Regions from separate parts of the Homo sapiens genome. Here regions 1 and 2 are each linked to region 3. A link is a loop called in an ENCODE intact Hi-C map of the cell type or tissue named here. Cell type or tissue: gastrocnemius medialis. All regions are shown on one strand.

What was found. A loop is a pair of places that touch in the nucleus more often than their neighbours do. Peaks named below come from ENCODE experiments on the same cell type or tissue, not always from the same donor. Only the 100,000 strongest peaks of a DNase experiment are listed, where the experiment ranks them.
Region 1: it touches region 3 in a loop (5-fold over the local background); 66 of 110 quality-filtered maps call a loop at or near these places.
Region 2: a loop joins it to region 3, with 22 times the contacts of the local background. A loop is called at or near these places in 21 of 110 quality-filtered maps.

What each region holds. Positions count from the first base shown.
Region 1 is chr1:91,924,057-91,932,056 of GRCh38, reverse strand. No RefSeq gene overlaps it. Among named protein-coding and RNA genes, the nearest start is that of BRDT, 21 kb to the left of the region's middle. In gastrocnemius medialis, CTCF peaks have their summits at 4,368 and 4,568 (motif pointing right); no DNase peak of the experiment used is centred here.
Region 2 is chr1:92,286,849-92,294,848 of GRCh38, reverse strand. GLMN (glomulin, FKBP associated protein) reads left to right here. Exons shown (of 19, transcript NM_053274.3): 4 at 3,312-3,431; 5 at 4,543-4,651; 6 at 5,698-5,935. Among named protein-coding and RNA genes, the nearest start is that of GLMN, 8.1 kb to the left of the region's middle. In gastrocnemius medialis, a CTCF peak has its summit at 3,282 (motif pointing right); no DNase peak of the experiment used is centred here.
Region 3 is chr1:91,278,691-91,286,690 of GRCh38, reverse strand. All of the region lies in intron 30 of HFM1 (helicase for meiosis 1), which reads left to right. Among named protein-coding and RNA genes, the nearest start is that of HFM1, 120 kb to the left of the region's middle. In gastrocnemius medialis, a CTCF peak has its summit at 3,806 (motif pointing left); a DNase peak (open chromatin) is centred at 3,790; H3K4me3 peaks cover 485 bases; H3K27ac peaks cover 1,145 bases.

The DNA.
Region 1 (8,000 bases), 650 kb before region 3:
CATAAAATTAAAAAAAAAATCAACTCCAGATGGATTAAAAACTTAAATGTCAAAAACAATAATTTAAGAAAACTTTTAATAGAAAACATAGGTGACTTGGTTGGGAAAAAGTGTCTTAAGACAGTAAAAATGTTATGTATAAAAAGAAGATGTAGATAAATTTGACTGCTAAAATCAAGGCCGGGCATGTTGGCTCCCACCTGTAATCCTAGTAGTTTGGGAGGCTGAGGTGGGAGGATTGCTTGAGGCCAAGAATTCAAGGCTAGCCTGGGCAACATAGTGAGAACCCCCATCTCTCCAAAAAAAATTTTTTTTTTGAGATGGAGTTTTGCTCTCATTGCCCAGGCTGGAGTACAATGGCAAAATCTTGGCTCACTGTAACCTCCACCTCCTGGGTTCAAGTGATTCTCCTGCCTCAGCCTCCTGAGTAGCTGAAATTACAGCCACCCACCACCACACCCAGCTAATTTTTTTTGTATTTTTAGTACTTTTTTTTGTATTTTTGTATTTTTGTATTTTTAGTATTTTTAGTAAAGATGGTGTTTCACCATGTTGGCTAGGCTGGTCTTGAGCTCCTGACCTCAGATGATCCCACCCACCTCGGCCTCCCAAAGTGCTGGGATTACAGACATGAGTGCCCAGCTAAAACATTTTTTTTTTAAAACCTGGATGTAGTGGCACACGCCTGTAGTCCCAGCTACTTGGGAGGCTGAGGCATGAGGACTGCTTGAACCCTGGAGTTCAAGGTTGTAGTGAGCTGTTACTGAGCCAGCCTGGGTGACAGACAGAATGAGAATCTGTTTCAAAAAACAAAACAAGGCCTGGCACCGTGGCTCACACCTATAGGCTGAGGCAGGTGGATCACCTGAGGTCAGGAGTTCGAGACTGGCCTGGCCAACATGGTGAAACCCCTGTCTCTACTAATAATACAAAAAAATTAGCTGGGCGTGGTGGCGCATGCCTGTAATCTCAGCTACTTGGGAGGCTGAGGCAGGAGAATCGCTTGAACCTGGGAGGCGGAGGTTGCAGTGAGCTAAGATTGTGCCACTGCACTCCAGCCTGGGCAACAAGAGTGAAACTCCGTCTCAAAAAACAAACAAACAAATAAAACAAAACAAAATAACAAAACAAAATTAAGAATTTCTGTTTGTCAATAGACATCTTTCTAAATGCAATGTATTATCATCCTGTGTTGGATCCTGGAACAGAAAAAAGACCATGTTTTCCCCCTGCCTCAGTGATAATAACAGGGTAGGCCAACTTCTCTCTTGGTCCATAGGAAAAGGGGGTATTCCTTTCTCTGTCTGTTCTCTGTAGTAATCTTTTTTTTTCCATAAAATCTTTCAGAAAAGATCTAGTAATTTTAGTAATACTTGAAGATTGACGGGAAACATACATTAACAATTTCTTTGTAGAACAAAAGTGATAGAAAACCTCAATTATCTGACATAAAAAAGGTGACACATCTTCATATCCCCAAATAGTTGCATCTTTTATTAGCCAGTACTATCCATGTAGGAGTCATATCTGACAAAAAAGTATAACTTTTAAAGACTAAAAACCAAGTCCAAAGCATATCAGTTTACACGCTCCTCCCCCACCACCACCAAATAAAAGACAAATGATTGTACCATCATTATTAGGAAAGATGGAATGATACCTTTCCATCACCCCACTCCCCTGTGCATGATTTCTCACTGGATGACTCTTCCTGTGCCCCTCCCCATCTCAGAATAGTCTGAATTCTGTCTGCTCTCTACGTGCCTCTTGCTCAGGTTTACAGGGTCAGGATTTCTTACCCTTGCCAAGCATTGGGCCCACTTAATTTGTCCTCAAGATACTGGTCAGTTACTCTCCTGTGGCCTAGCTACTTCTTTCCATCTTGCTGACCACCTAATTCCTAGATCTGCATCCTGCTTCTAGCCCATCATGATGATCTGTGTTCTCTTCATGGTCCCATGAGGCTCACTTCCAACCCTGCTTTGCAATTTTGAGAATTCCATAGGTCCACTGTCATTTTCCTGGTGGTGATGTGCAAAAGCAATGGACTAAAAACCCAAGGATCAGCCAGGTGCAGTGGCTCACGCCTGCAATCCCAACACTTTGGGAGGCTGAGGTGGGTGGATCACCTGAGGTCAGGAGTTGGAGACCAGCCTGGCCAACATGGTGAAACCCAGTCTCTACTAAAAATACAAAAAAGTATCTGGGCGTGGTGGCAGGCACCTGTAATTCCAGCTACTCGGGAGGCTGAGACCAGAGAATTGCTTGAACTGGGAGACAGAGGTTGCAGTGAGCCGAGACCACGCCGTTGCACTCCAGCCTGGGAAACAAGAGGGAAACTCCATCTCAGAAAACACAAAACAAAACAAAACAAAACAAAAACTCAGCGGTCTTTGTTCTAGGACCAGCTCTGTCACTAACCAGTGAAATCTTGATTGATCTGATTTTCCTCTTTTGTGAAACAGGAAACCTGGATTCAATCATCTCCAATTTTTCTTCCCCTTTAAAATTCTCTGAGTCTCTAATCCCAAGTATGGCCTCTTGACTCCTGGTCTTTCTTGGCTTTTGGCCCAGACCAAGATCACTGTTCCTGGACCCCAGCCCTGCCCTGTTTTCCCTGCCTCCATTCCTGCCTGACCCTGCATTCTTCTGCAGCCCGGCATTAGCATAGCTCCTCCTGCCAAATGCCACTGCCTTGTCTCCAGCTCTCCTTCAGAATTTGTACGTTTCCTTATGATATTATTTTATATGCATATGTTTTATCTCCTCAGTTGAATTATAGGTGACTTTAAAGCAGGAGCCCTGTCTTGTAACCTGCCTTTTCAGGTTACCTGCATATAGTGGACATTCAGGAAGTATTTATTTCTTCATTGAAGAGTGTCTTGAGAATTTATGTACTATTGTGAAAGCTTTCTTTTTTTCAGAGACAATCCTAAGTAAAAATAGCTTTGGTTTGCCTGATATAACTTGTTTCTCTCTCTCTCTCTCTCTCTTTTTTTTTTCATTTCTTTTCTTGGTTGTTTGTTTTGTTTTTGAGACAGTGTTGCCCAAGCTGGAGTGCAGTGGCGTGATCACAGCTCACTGCTGCCTCCATCTCCTGGGCTCAAGCGATCCTTCTGCCTCAGCCTCTCGAGTAGCTGGGACTACAGGTGTGTACCACCACACTCGGCTAATTTTTTTTATTTTTAATAGAGATGAGTCCTTACTATGTTGCACAGGCTGGTCTCATACTCCTGGGCTTAAGCAAACCTCCCGCCGTGGCCTCCCAAAGTGTTGGGATTATAGGCGTGAGCCACCATGTCCAGCCTGATGTAACTTGTTTCAGTGTAAAGATGCCATGCATTCTTTCTCTATAACCCTGAGTTCTCTTAAAAGAGCTGTTTTTATAAATATTTTGAACAATTTTATATTCTTATGGTAACCATTTCTCACCAGGCATTCTATTAAACTTGTCTCTCAGGTTATTTGGTATTATCTTTTGTTTGTGAGAGAGTTACCCAGGATTATAGGTCACTCCACTACTTAAAATCACACTGTGACTCCCATCTCACCTAGAAATCCCAATGCCAAGTCTGAAGTCCTAACCATGGCTACACCAAGCTGGCATCCCCACCACCTCTCTGACCTCGTCCCCTAAAACCCGCCTACTCACTCTGCTCCACTGGCTTCCTTGCTGCTTCCTTGCTGTTTTTCAATCACATCAAATATTTCCCAGCATCAGGAATTTGCCCCTTCTGTTTCCCCAGCCTGAAATACTCTCCCTGCACCCAGGCCTTCCCTGACAGCCCTGTCTGAAGTGGAGCACACATGGCCTTGCCAGTCACACTCGATTCCCCCTGCTCAACTCCATTTCTCTTCATTAAATTCATCATCAACTAACATATTTTGTATTTATCTGTTTATTGTTTATCTTCCCCACTATAATGTAAGCTCCATTGAAAGCAGGAACTTGTGCTGGCTTCTCTGCTGTATCCCCAGCAGAGTAGCTCCCAATAACTACTCTCATGTGCAATGAATATATGCTTGAAAAAAACCAGACCTGACTTGAAAAAATGTGGTGTTAGGCAGGTCATAAATTTTAGTTCAAGTAAATTTAAATTATCTAATTATGTTTCCGGTGCTGTGTTTTCCTACTGCATTAAAGATATAAAGTTAATAGATTCAGTAAATATTGAAATTAATTGGATAAATTGGGTGCCAGATGTGGTGGCTCATGCCTGTAATCTCAGCATTTTGAGAGGCCGTGGCGGGAGGATTGCTTGAGGCCAGGAACTTGAGACCAGCCTGACTAACATAGCAAGACCCTGTCTCTACAAAAAAAATTTTTTAATTAGCCAAGCGTGGTGGCATGGCACCTGTGGTCCCAGTTACCTGGGAGGCTGAGGTGGGAGGACCGCTTGAGCCCAGGAGATTGAGGCTTCAATAAGCTATGATCATACCACTGCACTCCAACCTGGGCAACAGAATGAGATTCTGCCTTGGTTCGACGTTTCCAAAAATATGAACAAGGTTCCTTTCACTTATTTTACCTTAATACCAGAAGCATAAATATTAAAAATGATTTCTTCTTTTAGCCACGAGGTGGCAGAATATGCACACATACTTTGTCAATGGCAGCGTTATTCTGTATCACCTTTTGGAAGCAGTAATACTACTGCTTTATATTTGAAGAGTACATTATAGCAGACAAAATACTTTCACAAACTGTGTATATATACACACATACGTATGTGTGTATACACACACACACATATGTGTGTGTGTGTGTGTGTGTGTGTGTGTGTGTGTGTGACGGAGTCTCGCTCTGTCGCCCAGGCTGGAGTGCAGTGGTGCAATCTTGGCTCACTGCAAGCTCTGCCTCCCGGGTTCATGCCGTTCTCCTGCCTCAGCCTCCCGAGTAGCTGGGACTATAGGCGCCCGCCACCACACCCGGCTAATTTTTTGTGTTTTTAGTAGAGACGGGGTTTCACCATGTTAGCCAAGATGGTCTCGATCTCCTGACCTCGTGATCCACCTGCCTCGGCCTCCCAAAGTGCTGGGGTTACAGGCGTGAGCCACCGTGCCTGGCCCACAAACAATATTTTATGATGCCCCTGTGAAGTAGGGAAGACAGTCAGGGCTCCTGATCATGTGACAGCATGTACCTGGAAGTTTCTGCCTCTTAAATGATGAGTGCTTTTGAGTGTATTTTCTGTGGAGAGCTGGTGTATGCAATTCACATGAGCATTAATGAGAATTGTGCGTGCACTGAGCCCTGGATGGATCTGGAATACTGAAGTGAAATAGCAGAAAAATTACCTACATGTAAAAACTAGCACTTAAATTCATTAAATATTGCTGTTAAGTTTTCTTTTTCTTTCTTTTGTTGAGACAGGGTCTGGCTCTGTCGCCCAGGCTGGAGTGCTGTGGTGCAATCACACTCACTGTAGCCTTGACCTCCTGGGCTCCAGCAATCCTCCTATCTTAGCCTCCCCAGTAGCTGGGGTCACAGGTGTGCGCCACCACACCCGGCTAATTTTTATAATTTTTGTAGAGGTAGTGTTTTGCCATGTTGCCTAGGCTGGTCTTGAACTCCTGATCTCAAGCAATCTACCCTCCTCAGCCTCCAAAAGTGCTAGGATTACAGGCATAAGCCACCATGCCCAACCGCTGGTTAGGTTTTCCAAGTTTACCGTAAGCAACTGATTGGTGTCCTTTTAGCACAGACTTCTATTGGCAGAAAAATGATTTAACAAAGTTCACTTGATTCATTGTACTTTGCTATAGTGCCATGTGGCATATAAGAAAGAATTTAGGCTTCAGAAGCTGGATTCTTGGGTGTGGTCCTAGTTTAGCTGCTTACGGGTTATGTGACCTTCAGCAAGTGATGCTGAATTTTTGTATTTTTAGTAGAGACGGTGTTTCACCATGTTGGCCAGGCTGGCCTCAAATTCCTGGCCTCTGAGCCTCACTTTCCTCCTGTGTAAATGAGTATAACACCTGCTTCATGGAGTTGGTATGAAGATGAAATGAGATAATGATTATGATAGTGGTTTAGAAAGTAAAATCCATACATGCAGGGTGATTGTTATGATCACTAAAGGCAGGGGAAAGGCATGAGTTTTTTTTAAGATGGAGGGCCTGGGCTTTGTCATTGCTAGCTGTTGACCTTGGGTTACTTTATTCATATTGTTGGACCTCAGTTTTCTTACTGGAAAAAAAAATTGAAGGAATCAGCAAATTTTTATTATTCTCCTTCCTTCCTTTTTTCTATTTCTCTCTTTCTCTTTTTCTCTCTCTTCCTCCCCCTCCCTCTCCTTCTCCCCTCCCTCTCCTTCTCCCCTCCCTCTCCTTCTCCCCTCCCTCTCCTTCTCCCCTCCCCTCCCCTCCCCTCCAAGGTCTTACCCTATCACCAGGCTATAGTGCATAGCTGCATATATATAGCTGCATATATATAGTGCATAGCTGCACATTCTATAGTGCATAGGATCAGCTCCTGGGCTCAGGTGATCTTCCTGCCTCAGCTTCCTGAGTAGCTAGGACTATAGGTATGCACCACCACACCTGGCCTAATTTTTAAAATTTTTTTGTTTTTGGTAGAGATGGAGCCTCTCTATGTTGCCCAGGCTGGTCTCAAACTCCTGGGCTCAAGTGATCCTCCTACCTTGGCCTCCCAAAGTGTTGGGATTACAGGCATGAACCACCTCACCCAGCCTAAGTGGTGGCTCATGCCTGTAATCCCAGCACTTTGGGAGGCTGAGGCAGGTGGATCATGAGGTCAGGAGTTCGAGACATGCCTGGGCAATATAGTGAAACCCTAGTTTCTACAAAAAATACAAGAATTAGCTGGGCATGGTGGTGTGTGCTTGTAGTCTTGGCCACTCAGGAGCCTGAGGTAGGAGGATGGCTTAAGCCCAGGAGGCAGAGGTTGCAGTGTGCCAAGGTCACGCCACTGCACTCTAGTCTGGGTAATAGAGGGAGGCTCTGTCTCAATGATAATAATAAATTTAAAAAAAATCTTCAAATTAGCTCATTCTGGGTTATCCAAGTGGGTCCTAAATCCAATGACAAGTGTCCTTATAAGAGACACTCAGAGGACAAACACAGACAAAAGTGGAGAAGACCATGTGAAAATGGAGGCAGAAATTGATGATACAGAGATTCCAGACAGCTGAACACACAGAGGTTCCTGGAGGGTGGCGCACCCAGGGAGGGCATGGAAACTCCACACCCTTCACCCATACTTTGCCCTACGTGTTTCTTCATCTGTATCCTTTGCAATATGCTTTATAATAAACCGGTAAACACAAGTAAGTGTTTCCCTGAGTTCTGTGAGCCACTCCAGCGAATTAATCAAACTCAAAGAGGGGGACATAGGAACCCCAACTTGAAGCCAGTTGGTTAGAAGTTCTGGAGGCCTGGACGTGAGACTGGTGTGTGTGGGTGGGTGGGGGGCCAGTCTTGGTCTCAACCTGTGGGATCTGACACTATTCCGGTAGACAGTGTTGGAACTGAATTAGAAGACACCCAGATGGTGTCCACTGCTTGGTGTCCAGGGGAAAATAAACCCATACATATGGTCACAGAAGTCTCCTTTTGTGTTGATGATTGTTGTGGTGTGAGAGTAGAGGAAAAACACAGTTAGAGTTTTCCCTACACAACTGATGTCAGTGAAGCAGGATTTGCTGGAATGGCTCTGACTCATGGAAACATGTGGTTTGGGAAGAGAAACAATAAAAGGGTGGGGATGAGAAATCTTTGATTTCTGGGTGGCCACGTGGTCACCCACGGTATGAAGCCACAGCTGTGTTGAGATCAGTTACTAAAGGTAAAAGTTACAAGTGGAGTTAAGATATTTAATTCATTGGTTATTGTTATCTGCAATGGCTAAAATGAAAGTAAAAGATGGTGCTGGGTCAGGACTTGAGGCTGACCAACCTCAGATGTGGGTCTGTCTGAGCTCAGGCCACTAGCCTCAAAGTCACCCACAAAGGAGAAAATTATACAGGGACAACAGAATG
Region 2 (8,000 bases), 1.0 Mb before region 3:
AAATTAGCTGGGCGTGATGGTGCGCCCCTGTAATCCCAGCTACTCGGGAGACTGAGATGGGGGGATTGCTTGAACCCAGGAGGTGGAGGCTGCAGTGAGCCAAGATCGTACCACTGCACTCCAGCCTGGGAAACAGTGAGACCCCATCTCAACAACAACAACAACAAAAAACTGACTACAATTTAATTTTCTTGCCAGGTGACACTATCAAAATTGACCAAGATTTACTATTATCTTCACCTATAAGACTGAATTAAAGAAAAAAAATAAAAATAAAAAGATTTACTATTTACTGCTTTGTGAGAGACCATTCACATACTATTTATTACAGTATATTATAATTGTTGTAGTTATTGTTAATCTCATAAATTAAACTTTGTCACAGATATGCATGTATAGTATTTATATATAGTGTTTGGTACTATTCATGGTTTCAGGCATCCACTGGGGGTCCTGGAATGTACCCCCTGCAGATAAGTGGGGAGACTACTGTATCGTATACTCTATTTTTATTATCTTACAAGACTGGGGTCAAGATGAGGTATTATAGGTGTCATTTTGTCTTCTTCCTAGATCAGATTTTTTTTAAAAAAATTCTAATTTTTGTGGGTACATAGAAGGCATATATATTGATGGGTACATGAGATGTTTTGATATAGACATGCAATGTGTAATAAGAATATCATAGAGAATGGGGTATCCATCCCCTCAAGCATTTATCCTCTGTGTTACAAACAAACCAATTATACTCATTTACTTTAAAATGTACAATTAGTTATTGACTATAGTCACCCTGTTGTGCTATCAAATAGTAGGTCTTATTCATTACTTATAACTTTTTTTTTTTTTTTTGGTACCCATTAGCCATCTTCCCTGCCTCCCACTACCATTTTCAGCCTCTGGTAACCATCCTCCTACTCTCTACGTCCGTGAGTTCAGTTGTTTTGGTTTTCAGATCCCACAAAAAAGTGAGAACGTTCAATGTTTTTCTGTGCCTGACTTCTTTCACTTAACATAATGGTCTACAGTCCCATCCATGTTATTGCAAATGACAGGATGTCATTCATTTTTGTGGCCAAATAGTACTCCATTGTGTATGTGTACCACATTTTCTTTATCCATTCATCTGTTGATGGACACTTAGGTTGCTTCCATATCTGAGATATTGTAAATAGTGCTGCAATGAACATGGGAGTGCAAATATCTCTTCAATATAGTGATATCCTTTCTTTTGGGTATATACCCAGCAGTGGGATTGCTGGATCATATGGTAGCTCTATTTTTGTATTTTTTGAGGAACTGCCAAACTGTTCTCATTAATGGTTGTAGTAATTTACATTCCTACCAACAATATCTAAAAAAAAAAATACAAAAAATTAGCCGGGAGTGGTGGCGGGCACCTGTAGCCCCAGCTACTTGGGAGGCTGAGACAGGAGAATGACGTGAACCCAGGAGGTGGAGCTTGCAGTGAGCTGAGATCGCGACAATACATGTCGCGACAATATATGAGGGTTTCCTTTTCTCCACATCCTTGCCAGCATTTGTTATTGACTGTCTTTTGTATATAAGCCATTTTAACTGGGGTGAGATGATATCCCATTGTAGTTTTGATTTGCATTTCTCTGATGATAATGATGCGTACCTTTTCATATGCTTGTTTGCCATTTGTATGCCTTTTGGGAAATGTCTATTCAAATCTTTTGCCAATTTTTTAATCGGATTATTAGATTTTTTCCTTTAGTGTTGTTTGAGCTTCTTTTCTATTCTGGTTATTAATCTCTTGTCAGATGGGTTAGATCTGCTTTTTCATTATTTATATATTTTTTTGAGATAGGGTCTGTCTCTGTCACCCAGGCTGGTTTGCAGTGGTGTGATCACAACTCACTGCTACCTCGCCTCCCAGGCTCAAGCCATCCTCCCACTCATCCTCCCAAGTAGCTGGGGCTACAAGCGTGTGCCACCAGACCCAGCTAATTTTTGTATTTTATACACAGGGTTTGGCCGTGTTGCCCAGGCTGGTCTTGAACTCCTGAGCTCAAGTGATCCACCCACCTCAGCCTCCCAAAGTGTTGGGATTACAGGCATGAGCCACCATGCTTAAAAAAAAAAAAAAAAAGAAAAGAAAAGACGGGGTGCGGTGGCTCACGCCTGTAATCCCAGCACTTTGGGAGGCTGAGGTGGGCGGATCACGAGGTCAGGAGATCGAGACCATCCTGGCTAACATGGTGAAACCCCATCTCTACTAAAAAAAAAAAAAAAAAAGGCAAAAAATTAGCCAGGCATGGTGGCGGGTGCCTGTAGCCCCAGCTACTTGGGGGGCTGAGACAGGAGAATGACATGAACCCAGGAAGCAGAGCTTGCAGTGAGCTGGGACAGCGCCACTGCACTCCAGCCTGGGCGACAGAGCGAGACTCAGTTTCAAAATAAATAAATAAATAAGAATGTATTTAACTTTAAAAAACAGAGACAGGGTCTCACTAGGTTGCCCAGGCTGGTCTCAAACTCCTGGGCTCAAGTGATCCTCCTGCCTCAGCCTCCTAAGGTGCTGGGATTAGAGACATGAGCCACTGCACCCAGCCAACCACCGTGCTTTTAAAGAAGGACTCTAGGAGGGTAGTGATCTTATCCAGTGTGTTCCTCACTTTATTTCTAACCTCTAGAATATTATAGTGTAGGCTTGGTAAATACTGATGAGTTAAAATACAAAGCAGGCCAGAGAAGTGGAATACATTGTTGATCCTTTGAGAATTAGTGGTTTTGATAATGAATGTGAATTAGTCATTATAAAGATAAACTTTTACTTGTATGGTAAGCATTCTGAAATATCTTTGAACATAGAAGCCACTTGTATGTAGGAGAGAAAATTAATGAAGTTGTATCCCTTCTTTTTTTTATAAATTACAAGGATTATATTTAGAGACTCCAAGAACTTTAAAAGGTACATGAGCATTGGCTGGATTTCTTTATGAATAAGGGGAGCAAAATTGTCTGTGGAAGTTAAGTACCTGTATTAAGCAAATTAACTCTTTTGTTGGAAATAGAGGCACTATTTAAATCTTGGGAAACACCAACTTGCCTGATAAAAAGTAAAGACCCTTTTGCCTTTCCTCAGGGAACATATTAAAAACTATTTAAAAATGTTGATGTCTGTTAGTAGCCAACCCTGGAAAGTCTCTGGTGAAATGTCATAGGCTTCACTTGTCTCATCTTCCTATTTCAGAAACAATTCTGAGCTCTTCCAAGATAGGAAAGCACACTGCGAGAGTCCTATAGATGGCAGTGTTTGCTTTACTCTGAAAATGTTTTTACAGGTCATCATCAAGAATATGGGCTGGAATCTCGTTGGTCCTGTTGTTCGATGCCTTTTGTGTAAAGATAAAGAGGATAGTAAAAGAAAAGTTTATTTTTTGATCTTTGATTTATTGGTAAAGGTAAGTTAACAAAACAAGGTTCTCTTTATCATAACACACAGCAGTATTTTATAATTCCCTTTAATGTTTATTGTTTGGTAAGAAAGCTTTTGGTTCATGAAAGTACATGCAGAAAGGAACTCGTTGGAGAAAAGACCCAGTCTTATTGATTGGATAGGCAATTCCATTTCAGGATTTCCCAAATTTTCTGGATAAAAGAATTGTCTAACCTCATATTAACCTCATATCGGACCCATTGATTCAGCATCTCCAGGGAGAGACCTGGGAAGCTATATCTTAACAAGTAGCCTTATCGTATAGATGTGGAATACAAGCTTTAGAGAGGTAGTTCAAGGTCACATTTATCTTTTGGCAACATTGGAACTAGATTAAAATCTCAGTCCTCTTTCCTTTGTGGTATGTTCCCTAAAAGAAAATGGAAGGCCTAGAATACAAGTGATTAAAATTGAAGTAGGAATAGGGTAGAATACAGATCAGTTGTGACTAACAACCTTAGAAAGCGACCCTGGGTAAAAGGCTAGTAGAGTTTACAGTCAATATTTGATGGCCAAGAAAGATAAATTCTGAGAAAAAGTATATTATAAGAAACTGTTTAGTGATCAGTGCAAATATACCCAAATATATATTGGAAGGAGAGCTCCATCTGTATGAGTTATTGACTATGGGAGCTGGGAGCTTTTAAAAAACCAGTCAAGTGAGATGATAAGATATGGCCAGTCAGAAAGCAATGCAAAGTTTTACCTGTTCAAAAAATACAAAAGAGATTCCAGACTAGTCTAAATAGGCTTGCAGCATGGGATTGAAAGGTCCCACCTGCTGGAGCCCCTGAGAATCTGTTAAGGCAATTTCAGAGTGGACAGGTGAAGCTCAAAGGAAACCTGAGCCTAAAGATCCATTGACTTCTTGCTTTTTAGTTTTATAGTTACTTGACCATCACAGATTCTGTGTTTTGCTCATGCATATTTTTTCAACAATTGTATAAATAATTTTAATGTTAAGCAAAAACATAATTGTATAATATTTTGTCGATACATGCCTTCTTAAAAATAGTAATAATGTGGCTTTAAATACAACTTGTATTAAACAGGTTCAATTGTGAATATTTTTATAGTTATGCAATCCAAAGGAATTATTGTTGGGTTTGCTTGAACTGATTGAAGAGCCCTCTGGAAAACAGATATCCCAAAGTATTCTTCTTTTGCTTCAGCCATTACAAACAGGTAATGAGAATTTTGATATCAGAGTACTTCTTGTTGTATCTCTAAATGCCTTGATGGTTACCTCAAAATGTCAATACTACACCAAAGTAAAGTTTACAGCTAATTAGTGAGTACTCTGCTTAAACCAATAATAGCAATGCCAATGTGAATACTGCTGCTCATAGAAAGATTATAGTATCTGGCCAGAGTGGGTACCCAGTAAATATTCTGTTGAATGTCATACTATTTTTCATGTGCTATATTGAAAACTATACCTTTTTGCCTAACCTTCCTATCTGCTGCTTAAATCTAGAATTTTCTCTCTAAACATGTTTCAAGGGTTACCTCTGTGGTGTCTGCAGTACTAAATCTGATAGCATTATGGTAGTCTGGAAGAGTATCAGGCAAGGCATTGCTCAGCCTCTGCTTTGGGAGGTTGGATTGGGCATAGCAAAGCTACTACTGAAGAATGAAACGAGGAGATATGGGATGATAAGGCTCCATGGCTGAGTGCAGTAACAGTATTGGTAGGTAATGGGTCTTAGCAACCAAGGCAGACAGTATCCATAGGAAGAGGTTATTTTTCATTTTAGGAAATTCGTTTATCTCACAATCTGATAGAGGGACCTAGAATCAGAAATTAAATTTGTTTTAAATATGAATGCCTGCCAGCTTCATACTACCTGTAATATTCAGTCTTCTAGGGAAAAAAAATCTAATAATACCACCTCCTATTTGTGTAGTGCTTTATAGTTTACAATACACTTATATTTTGTGCTTATAACAACCCAAAAACATGGAAAGAACATGTTTCTGTCTTAAGTACATAGCCTGTTACACATAGTCTGTTATAAACATAACCTAAACAGCATTTCATGGCAAGATGCTGTATTATTTTATGCACAACTAAGAAGAAAAAAACACTGCCAATTAGACTGTGATGTGTCATCTTGATTCAAGAGTTGTTAAAATGTGGGAGGAGGAAGTGTCTTATAATTCCACATTTGCCGAATTTCTTGTCCCATGTTTAGCATACTTGATGAGCGACAACTTGATCTCTGTTTTAGTGATTCAGAAACTTCATAACAAGGCATATTCAATTGGATTAGCATTGTCTACCCTTTGGAATCAGCTATCTCTTCTTCCTGTTCCATACTCAAAAGAACAAATACAAATGGATGACTATGGCCTTTGTCAGTGTTGCAAGGCCTTAATAGAGTTCACTAAGCCTTTTGTGGAAGAAGTCATTGATAACAAAGAAAACTCACTGGAAAATGAAAAGTTAAAGGATGAATTACTGAAATTGTAAGTATAATTTTAAGAACATCTCACAGTGGACTTAAGTAATTGATAGTTCAGTTATTTTATGTTTCTTCACTTTGTTTGACATGTAAATAGAAATCTAGTTTCAGATTTTGAATTTTAGAAGAATGTGGGGTTCAGTTGATACAGCATGGGAACTTGAGACATTTATATTTTAAAAAATTATAGGCCGGGTGTAGTGGCTCACACATGTAATCCCATCACTTTGGGAGACTGAAGTGAGAGGATTGCTTGGGGCCAGGAGTTTGAGACGAGCCTTGGCAACATAGTGAGACCCCCATCTCTATAAAAAAATTTAAAAATTAGCTAGATGTAGTGGCATATACCTGTAGTGCTACTGCTTGGGAAGCTGAGGCTAGAGGATGGGTTGAATCCAGGAGTGTGAGGCTGCAGTGAATGATGATTGGCCACTGTACTCCAGTCTGGGCAACAGAGCAAGACCCTGTCTTTAAGAAATTAATTAATAAAATAATTATAAAACCAAAATCCATTCATTTACTTTATATTCTTCTTTGTATTGCCTTATTCATCATAGTAGGTGAATAATGAAAGTGGGGGAAATAGATACATGTAGCTCAGGGTGAGTGTGGGAAATAGATATAGGTAGCTCTGTGGAGAAATTGTGTTTTACTCTTTCAAAGGAAGCAGCAGAAAGACCACCAGACAGAACATCCAACTGGACCACAAAAATAGTGGTAGAGTATCCACCCAATAGCATTCCCTCCATGGGTACTATAGACTAAACATCTACTGTTCAATATGGCTGTAGCACTTGACATATGGCTGGTCCAAATTCAGATATACTTTAATTATAAAATATCCCCTGGATTTTGAAGACTTGTTATTTAAAAAAAAAAAACAGTAAAATACCTCAATTTTTATATTGATAACATGTTGAAATGACAATATTTCAGATATACTGGGTTAAGATAAATTATTAAAATCATCTCTCCCATTCTTACTACTTTTTTCATGTGTCTACTAAAAGATCTTAAATTATATATGGGGCTGTGTTATATTTCTATTGGACAGTGATAGACTAGATTAATTACATGGACCAGTAATTTTTAAATTTTGGCTACTTGGGAGGCTGAGGCAGGAGGATCACTTGAGGCCAGGAGTACAAGACCAGCCTGGGCAACATAGCAAGACCTCGTCTCTAAAAAATAGAATATAAAATAATATTTTAATTTTGGAGACTAATACTATTTTTAGCTTCCTACTTGTCAGGTTAGGACATTTAAAAAAAAATTTACAGCCAGACGTGGTGGCTCGCACCTGTAATCCTAACACTTTGGGAGGTCAAGCTGGGAGATTGCTTGAGCTCAGGAGTTTGAGACCAGCCTAGGCAACATAGTGAGACCCTGTCTCTACAAAAAATAAAAAAGTTAGCTGGGCACAGTGGTGTGTGCCTGTAGTCCCAGCTACTTGGGAGGCTGTGGCAGGAGGATCCTTTGAGCCCAGGAGTTTGAGGTTACAGTGCACTATTATTGTGCCACTGTACTCCAGCCTGGGTGACAGACACCCTGTCTCAAAAAAAAAGTTTTTTACCATTTATAAAACCCATTATTTCATAAAAGAAAAGGTATTTTAACTAAAGAAATAGGAAAGGCTTAATCACAGAATAAAGTTTGGTTTTCTAAATAAAACAAATAGAGCTGTGTGAAAAAATGACTGTATTTCTTGATTTTTTCTTTGAACTAATGAAAACAACATCATAGACTAGCACCAGCCCTCAAACATTCAGAATTCAATGGAATAGTTCAGATGTAGAAGTCAGTCTTAGCATGTTGAGTCTAGCAAGGTGTTCTCATGTTCTCCCCATTACTAGTACGAACGACGTTACATCACCAGTTTTATAGACCATTGAGTTATTGATGCTTGTCTTAATCCATTTGTGCTGATATAACAGAATACCTAAGACTGGGTGATTTATAATGAACAGAAATTCATTGGTTCACAGTTCTGGAGGCTGGGAAGTCTGCAATTAAGGCGCTGGCATCTGGCAAGGGCCTTCTAGCTGTGTCATAATGTGGCTGAAGGTAAA
Region 3 (8,000 bases):
TGTAGACTGGAGATGTTCCTATTCGGCCATCTTGGCTCCTCGGTCGTGAATGTGATCTTATCTGGAATAGAGTTTACAGATATAATCAAGTTAAGGTGGACCCTAATCCAATATGACTGCATCCTAATCCAATATGACTGGTGTCCTTATATGAAAAGGCAAAAAGACACAGACACCAAGAAAACTCCATAAGAATACCAATACAGAGGAAAGACAGCCATGCAAAGACAGAGGCAGAGATTATAGTTATGCTCCCACAAGCCAAGAAATGTCTAGAGCTATCAGAAACTGGAAGAGTTGAGGAAGGATCCTCTCCTAGAGAATTCAGAGGGAGTATGGCTCTGCCAGCAACTTATTTCAGACTTTTAATCTTCAGAACTGTGAAAGAATAAATTTCTGTTGTTTTAAGCCATCCAGTGTGTGGTACTTTGTTATAGCCACCCTAGAAAACTAATATACTAATCTGTGCTGTTAAAAGTCAAGATAAAGATTACTCTTGACAAAGTTGACTAGAATAGGACAGAAAGATAGTTTCTAGGGGTGCTGATATTTCTCTGTTGTGGGTAGTACTGAACTCTATATATATAATTTCCTTATTAAGTCAAGAACTTTCACCTTTTCACTTAAAGGAAACTACAGCTTCTCTTTGGCACATCCAAATTGCCAGCATTGCTACTCTTGTGCTTTGGGGCCATTACTAAGTAAAACAAGGGTTACTTGAACACAAGTACTGTGATACCATGACCGTCGATTTGATCATTGAGACACCTACCAAGTGACTAAGGGGTGGGTAGCATATACAGCCTGGATATGCTGGGCAAAGGAATGATTCACATCCAGGACAGAGTGAAGTGGGACAGCCTGAGATTCTATCATGCTACTCAGAATGATGTACAATTTAAAACTTATGAAATATTTATTTCTGAAAATTTTCATGTAATATTTTCGGACCAGAGTTGACCTTGGGTAACTGAAACTGTGGAAAGCAAAATCATGGATGAAGGGGGCTACTGTATGTAATCATCCAAATCTTAGGAACTTATGCACATCCGTATTGTACAATTCAATTTTTATATGCAAATTTATATATCCCTGGATAAAGATACACAATTATACCTCTAAACCTAACATACATACACTCTTTCTTAGTAACTGACACAATTAAGGGGCAATAGATTACCCTACTAAGGCTGTGACACCAAATTTGGGCCTTTTCAAAACAATCCAAATTTCAGTTGTTCTAATCCCTTGTCAAATGGTGTTATTAAATGATACAAACTGATATTTAGTTCAGAGAATATAATTGCTAAATGGCTATTTCCAAATATGCTTTCAAGTTGAACAAATGTTTCAATTTTGTATATCATCAAATTATAGGACTATATATAAAAACAAAAACATGCACCTTAGGGAATATAAAATAATGAAAAATTCTTTTCATGCTTTCTACAACTTATATTAGTCCGTTTTCATGCTGCTGATAAAGACATAACTGAGACTGGGTAATTTATAAAGAAAATGAGGTTCGATGGGCTCACAGTTCCACGTGGCTGGGGAGGCCTCACAATCATGGCAGAAAGTGAAAGGCACGTCTTACATGGTGGCAGACAAGAGAGAATGAGAGCCAGCCGAAAGGAGAGACCCCTTATAAAATCATCAAATCTTGTGAGACTTATTCACTACCACAAGAACAGTATGGGGGAAACTGCCCCCATGATTCAATTATCTCCCCCAGGTCTCTCCCACAACATGTGGAAATTATGGGAGCTGCAAATCAAGATGAGATTTGGGTGAGGACACAGCCAAACCATATCAAACTTTTTGAAAACATTCTTTTAGCTGCAGTTTCTCACATATGGTTATAGTTCCAAGAGATAAAATTCTTGTATAATTTGAGGAAGAACATTTTTGTTATTTTTAATATATGGCAATGTGAGACATATTTTTAAGTTGTAAAAACAAAAATTAAAAAATTTTCAGGCCTGCTCTCAGTATATGAAGATTAGGCATTTAAACTTCTTATCCTTTAAATGCATTCTAAATAAGAATTACAGGCTTTGCTTAATTTGAAGAAAATCTATTTGACATTAATACATTTATCTTCATTTGCAGTATTATTCTGAATATGAATGTCTTGGAGCTAGGTACAGTGGCTCACACCTGTAATCTCAACAATTTGGGAGGCCGAAGGCAGGCAGATCACCTGAGGTCAGGAATTCCAGACTAGCCTGGCCAATGTGGTGAAACCCCATCTCTACTAAAAATACAAAAATTAGCTGGGCATGGTGGCAGGCACCTGTAATCCCATGTAATACGAGCTACTCGGGAGGCTGAGGCAGGTGAATCACTTGAGCCTTGGGCGGAGGTTGCAGTGAGTTGAGATTGCACCACTGCACTCCAGCCTGGGCAACAAAGGCAAAACTCTATCTCAAAAAAAAAATAATAATAATATAATAATAATAATAATTAATGTAGTTGAATGAATACAAGGATAAAGCCAGTCCTCAGGCACATTGTGTGTACATTTAAATACTAGTTAAAAGGCAGTCTACTTTTCTTTATATTCTTTGGTGTGTATGTGCATTAAGTTGCAAAATCAAGGACTCCAGTTCAGTGTATTCCTTTTCTGCATAAATAAATAACAAAATGATAGTAAAATATTTGACAGAAAAATGAAAAGGAGACTCTCTCATCATTAAAAAAAGTAAAACCATGAATTGCATAAATCTATGATTAGCATAAATGGAGAACTGCAAAAGTGAAAGTAATACTAAAAAAATACTCCAGTAGCTTCTGCACAGACCAAATTATTTGAATTTATAATTAGAAAGTTATGCTAAGTGTGACAGAGATTCTTGCTATTTTTTATTTATTGTCTGGACTTCTTTTTTTAAAGAAGTGACCCTTGCCCCGCCACCTGTTAATGACTCTGTTAAAGTAATTTTAAGTATTTTCTTTCAATACATTTCTATTTGATATTATTAATAAATTTACTTTAAATGCTTGGAACTAGAGACTTTATAACATGTAAATTAATACAATATGTGGCAAAACTATGAAAATATTTGCACCTCAGATTATGACAGTGATGGAATATGGAATCTGCTATCTTTAGAGTATACTTAAGAGTGCAGCTTAGGCTGGGCACAGTGACTCACACCTGTAGTCTCAGCACTTTGGGAGGCCGAAGTGGGTGGATTGCTTGAACTTACAGGTTCGAGACCAGCCTGGGCAACATGGCTGGTCTTTACAAACCCTGTCTCTACAAAAAATACAAAAATTAGCTGGGTGTGGTGGTGCATGCCTGTAGTCCCAGCTACTGAGGGGGCTGAGTTGGGAGGATCACTTGAGCCTGGGAGGCTGAAGTTTCAGTGAGCCGTGATGGTGCCACTGCACTCCTGCCTAGGTGATAGAGCCAGACTTTTTCTCAGAAGAGTACAGCTTAGATTATTTTTTTTCTGAGAACCTTATCTTTCTAATTACCAATATCTGTAAGCTTATATTTGCTAATAAGATAAATTCAGACAATTCTCAGGAGGTAGGGAGGGCGGCAGGGTAAAGGGAGCACTTTTATTTTCAAAGTACCATTCGTAACAAAAATACAGCAAAAAGATTTCGTCAGGTAGTATCCATGTGCTAGTGTTCTATAAACAAACAAACAAAACTTGCATACAGTCCTCATTCCTGACAAGACTTGCCAACTTTGCCTTGAAATTTTTGGGAGCCCTCGGAATCTCTCTAATTAGAGTCCCAGATCCTAGTTGCTGCCACTGGGAGCAAATGTGCTTAGTCATTGTGCACCACCTTGTGGCAGCGTTTAGACATGCATCTTTTTTAGAAGTTCTTTAGTATTTAAGACCCAAAGGCAACTCTTTATTCTTCATTTTAAAACAGCAACTTGCAAAGCTTTTCTTCCAAGTCTTCCCACCTCAAAACAAAGGTTCCTTCTCTAAATAACTTAAATGAATCCTCTGGGAGAGCTAAAGCAACTGGTACAACTAGAGAGAGAATTGTTGATAGATCAGTCTCTGGAATTAGACTACCTTGAATTAGAATCTCAAATTTGCTACTTACTAACAGCATAGTCTTGAGCATCTTACTTAACCTCTGTAAGAATTAATTTTCTCATAGGTGAAATGGAGATATAATAGGAACCTTATAGGCAGACAACCAAGGGTGATGAGACATTTTAGGAAAATGTAGAATGTGTGAAAGTCCAAAATAAGGAAATAGAAAATGGATGAAAGAGCAACAGGATAATTCAGGAATGTAATAAAACCTAATATAAAACTTTAGTAACGTCCGAGAAATTAAAGATTAAATTGCAACCACAAAACTGAATAGGATGCCATTTTAAAATAAAAAGAACCAGAGCAAGCACAGAGAAGCAAAAATTATGTTTGGAAGGAAAACCGGAGGTCTCGAACATAAAGTCAATACCTTCTCAATGAAAGCAAAAAGTCAAGGAGACAGAAAATATAAGAGAAAAGGGGGGCAATTTAAGAACCCAGTATCTAACTTATAAGTGTTCAAGAAAGAACAAACAAATCAGAAGAAATAATTTGAGAAACGTTTTCAGAACTGAAGTGAGACAGAAATCTTCACATTAAAAAGTCTTACTTAATGCTAGTTAGGATGAATGAAAGGTCTACAAATAAAGCTAATTGCAATATTTCAGAACATTGTGGATAAAGACAAAATTGTAAATGCTTACGAGGCACAAAAATTTAAAAATGTAATAGTCTTTTAGTGAGCAATGTTGGATGCTAAAAGTCAATTGATTTAAAATTCCAGGGGGAAGCCAGGCACAGTGGTTTGTGCCTGTAATCTCAGCTACTTGGAAGAATGAGAAGGCAGGAGTGCGTGCGCCCAAGAGTTCGAGGCTGCGGTGAGCTGTGGTCTCACACCTGCACTCCAGCCTGGGTGACAGAGCGAGACCCTGTCTCCAAAACTGTAATAATAAAAAATAAAATTCCAAGGGAAAAATGATTTTCAACCTTATGTTCTATGCCCAGCCAAACTACTAAGTATGAAAGTAATATAAAGATGCCTTAATACATTCAAAGATTCAGAAAATTTTATTCTTATACATCCTTTCTTAGGCAGTTGCTCAAAATTGAGCACCAGTAAAACAAGAAAGAAAAAGCCCAAGAATCCATTTGTAGTAGATTCAGCCCAGGAACTTAATGAAAGGAAGTTCAAAGGTGACAGTTACAGGACAGGTCTAGATTGCATTAGGAGGCAGATAGAGGGTTCAAGGAAGGAGGCATTGATGAGGGGGGAATAAATGGGTGAGGTATTCCCATGTATTTGCTTTTACCCTTCAACTATTGAGTGAACTTAAAGAAACAAGATGGATATTGCTAGACAAAAAGGAAGGCTGCAAAACTTCAGGGGAAGCAATATGCTGCTCAAGAAAGAAAACCACTCCACTTGATTCTGCATTAAAAATATTTTTACCTTCTGTATATCTCTCAAATCAGTCTATTCTCTGTAACTCTACTACCACCACCACTCTGGAGTTACCATGATTTCTGCTTAGACTTGTACTGGTTTTCTTGCATCCTTTCTGTCTTATCTCAAATCTGTTCTCCATATTACACTCTATATGGTGACGTTTTTCACAATGCAGATCTGATTGTGCCCCCTCTTCGGTTAAAACATTTCAGTGGCTTCCCATAGCTCTTAGAATCTAAATCATTAGCATCCCCTAGAAGGTTCTATATGGTCACATGGTCAACCAGTCCCTAAGCAGCAATGTAGTGGTAGCTGCTATGTGGTCTTGCCTCACTTCTGTAGATTTGGCTGGTAAGGACACCCTAATGGATTTAAACAGTTTATTACTTACACAGATGGCAAAGCAAGATCAGCATGGTATTAGCTGCTTACATCCCCAATTCCACAGGATGATACCAAACTAGGGGGGTCAGATGACAGACAACATGAGTGGTGGGTTGCTTTGTTTTTGAGAAGTGAACTCTAGGCTTCAGCTAAGCAGTTTTATCTGAAAGGGGCAAAATGGAAAGTTCCATACCTTAGTGGAATCAGGGAGGCAGATGAGAAACTGCCGCATGGCAAGTCTTCTGCAAGATCGAGGGTCTTCTGCAAGGTATGGAGCAAATGTGAAATGGCCTTTGATAGCTCCTCACAAGACTACCTATCTTGCCATTTTTAAGGATGATCATGGGGCATTCTGCCAACAGTTGAGTCTTACCTACATGGCCTATATGGAGATATGCAATTGCCATGGTGCCATGGTGGAACTGTTCCCCTACAAACATAGGCTGCCTTTACTACCACTATAGTCTCATCTTACATACTTTCTCATATTTGCTAGCATCAGTCATATTGACCTTTCAGTTTCCCCAATGTGCCATGCTTTTCCTTGTCATAGAGCTTTAGCATATGCTATCCCCTCTGCCTGAACTCTAATTTCTCCTCCTTCTTTGCCTTCTTAACTTCCCTTCTTTCTTCAGTGCTCAGCCCAACGTTCCTGACCAGAACAGCTTCACCTGTTACCACATAGCATGATGTACCACTCCTTCACAGCATTCAGAACAATTTTAGTTTAAAATTTATTTGTTTAATCTTGGATTGATGTAATAGTAGAGATAGCGGATATAATATATACATTAATATATTTGTTTATCACTTAATTGTCAATTGTTTTTACATACTTAAATTACATTTTATTTTTACGTCTCTGTGAGGTAAACAGAACAGATATTAAATCTTTTTTCCCAAATAAGAGCCTATATTAGAGCTCATTTTTTTTCTATTTTAGTGTTCCCTGTACTTCACCACTATGTTTTTTCTGTAAATACATTCAATATAAGGCAGCATACAGTAAGCAAGAGGCACAGAGAAAATGCCACAGGGGCCCAAAGGAGAGGGAAATCAGATCAGGTGATCACCATAGACCTCCAACCCAGAGGTGCCATTTGAGTCAGACTTGAAGGTTGGTAGGCATCTGTTGGGCAAGGAAATGAGGGTCTTCTAAGACAAGAGATAGTATCAAAGCTACAGTTATAAAAAGGCATGGAACTATTTGAAGAATGGCAATTGAATGTGTTTTGATGGATGTAGGGCTAATATGGGTCCCAGGAAGGGAAGCTGGAATTGGATCATGCAGGACCTTGAAGATGGAATTGATTTTGCTGGCAGTAGGAAGTAACTCATGTTTCTAAGTGGGCAAATTGGTCTGATCAGCATTGGACTTTAAAAGTATTAAATAAGCAACAATGTGTAGAATAAATTGTATCATGGAGGACTGGATTCAAAGAAACCAGTTCTGATCTAAGTGAGAGGTAACAGGACCATGACTTGGGACAAAACACCTGAAACAATAAGTCGTGACACACTTTACAAAGTTTAAAGTCAAAGCCTTTCAGTCAGTGCCTAATAGGAACACACTTGGGTCTGAGGAACGTTAGGTTTATTTAACATACTGCAGCAAAGGAGAGCACCATAGCCACAGAACTGTGGGTCATCTCAAGGAGCCAGGAGGATTTTCTTATAGGATTTCAGAATCTTATTATAGGATTTCAGAATCTTATTATAGGATTTCAGCTTGTGCTGGGTGACTCTTAGGAAGGTTTAGGGAAAGCAGAGATCAGTTCTAGATTGGATGCTCTCAGGAAGTAAGATGTTGGATATTTTGGTACATTTTTTTTTTGGAAGTGAGAGGATTTAAAAAATAGTAGTCATCTGTGTTAGCCAGAAGAGGGGGATGTTTCATTATTTTTTATGTTTCTTGAGAGTTCTTTTCTCTAGTTTCAGAAACATTTACATGGTAGTCTTATCTCTGTCTTCTTCTACTATGGTCACAGAGTGGCCTTATCTGGGTATTTATATTCTCAAAATTGTTTGCTCAATTGGGAATACTGTGGTTAGCTGTCAGCTTCCAGCCGCCCAGGTGTTTTCTTTTTACCTTATCAGTACCCAATACATTGATCTGTTCAGCTCTAAGGACCAGCCGTTGCCTCATATGTTGAGCAGCC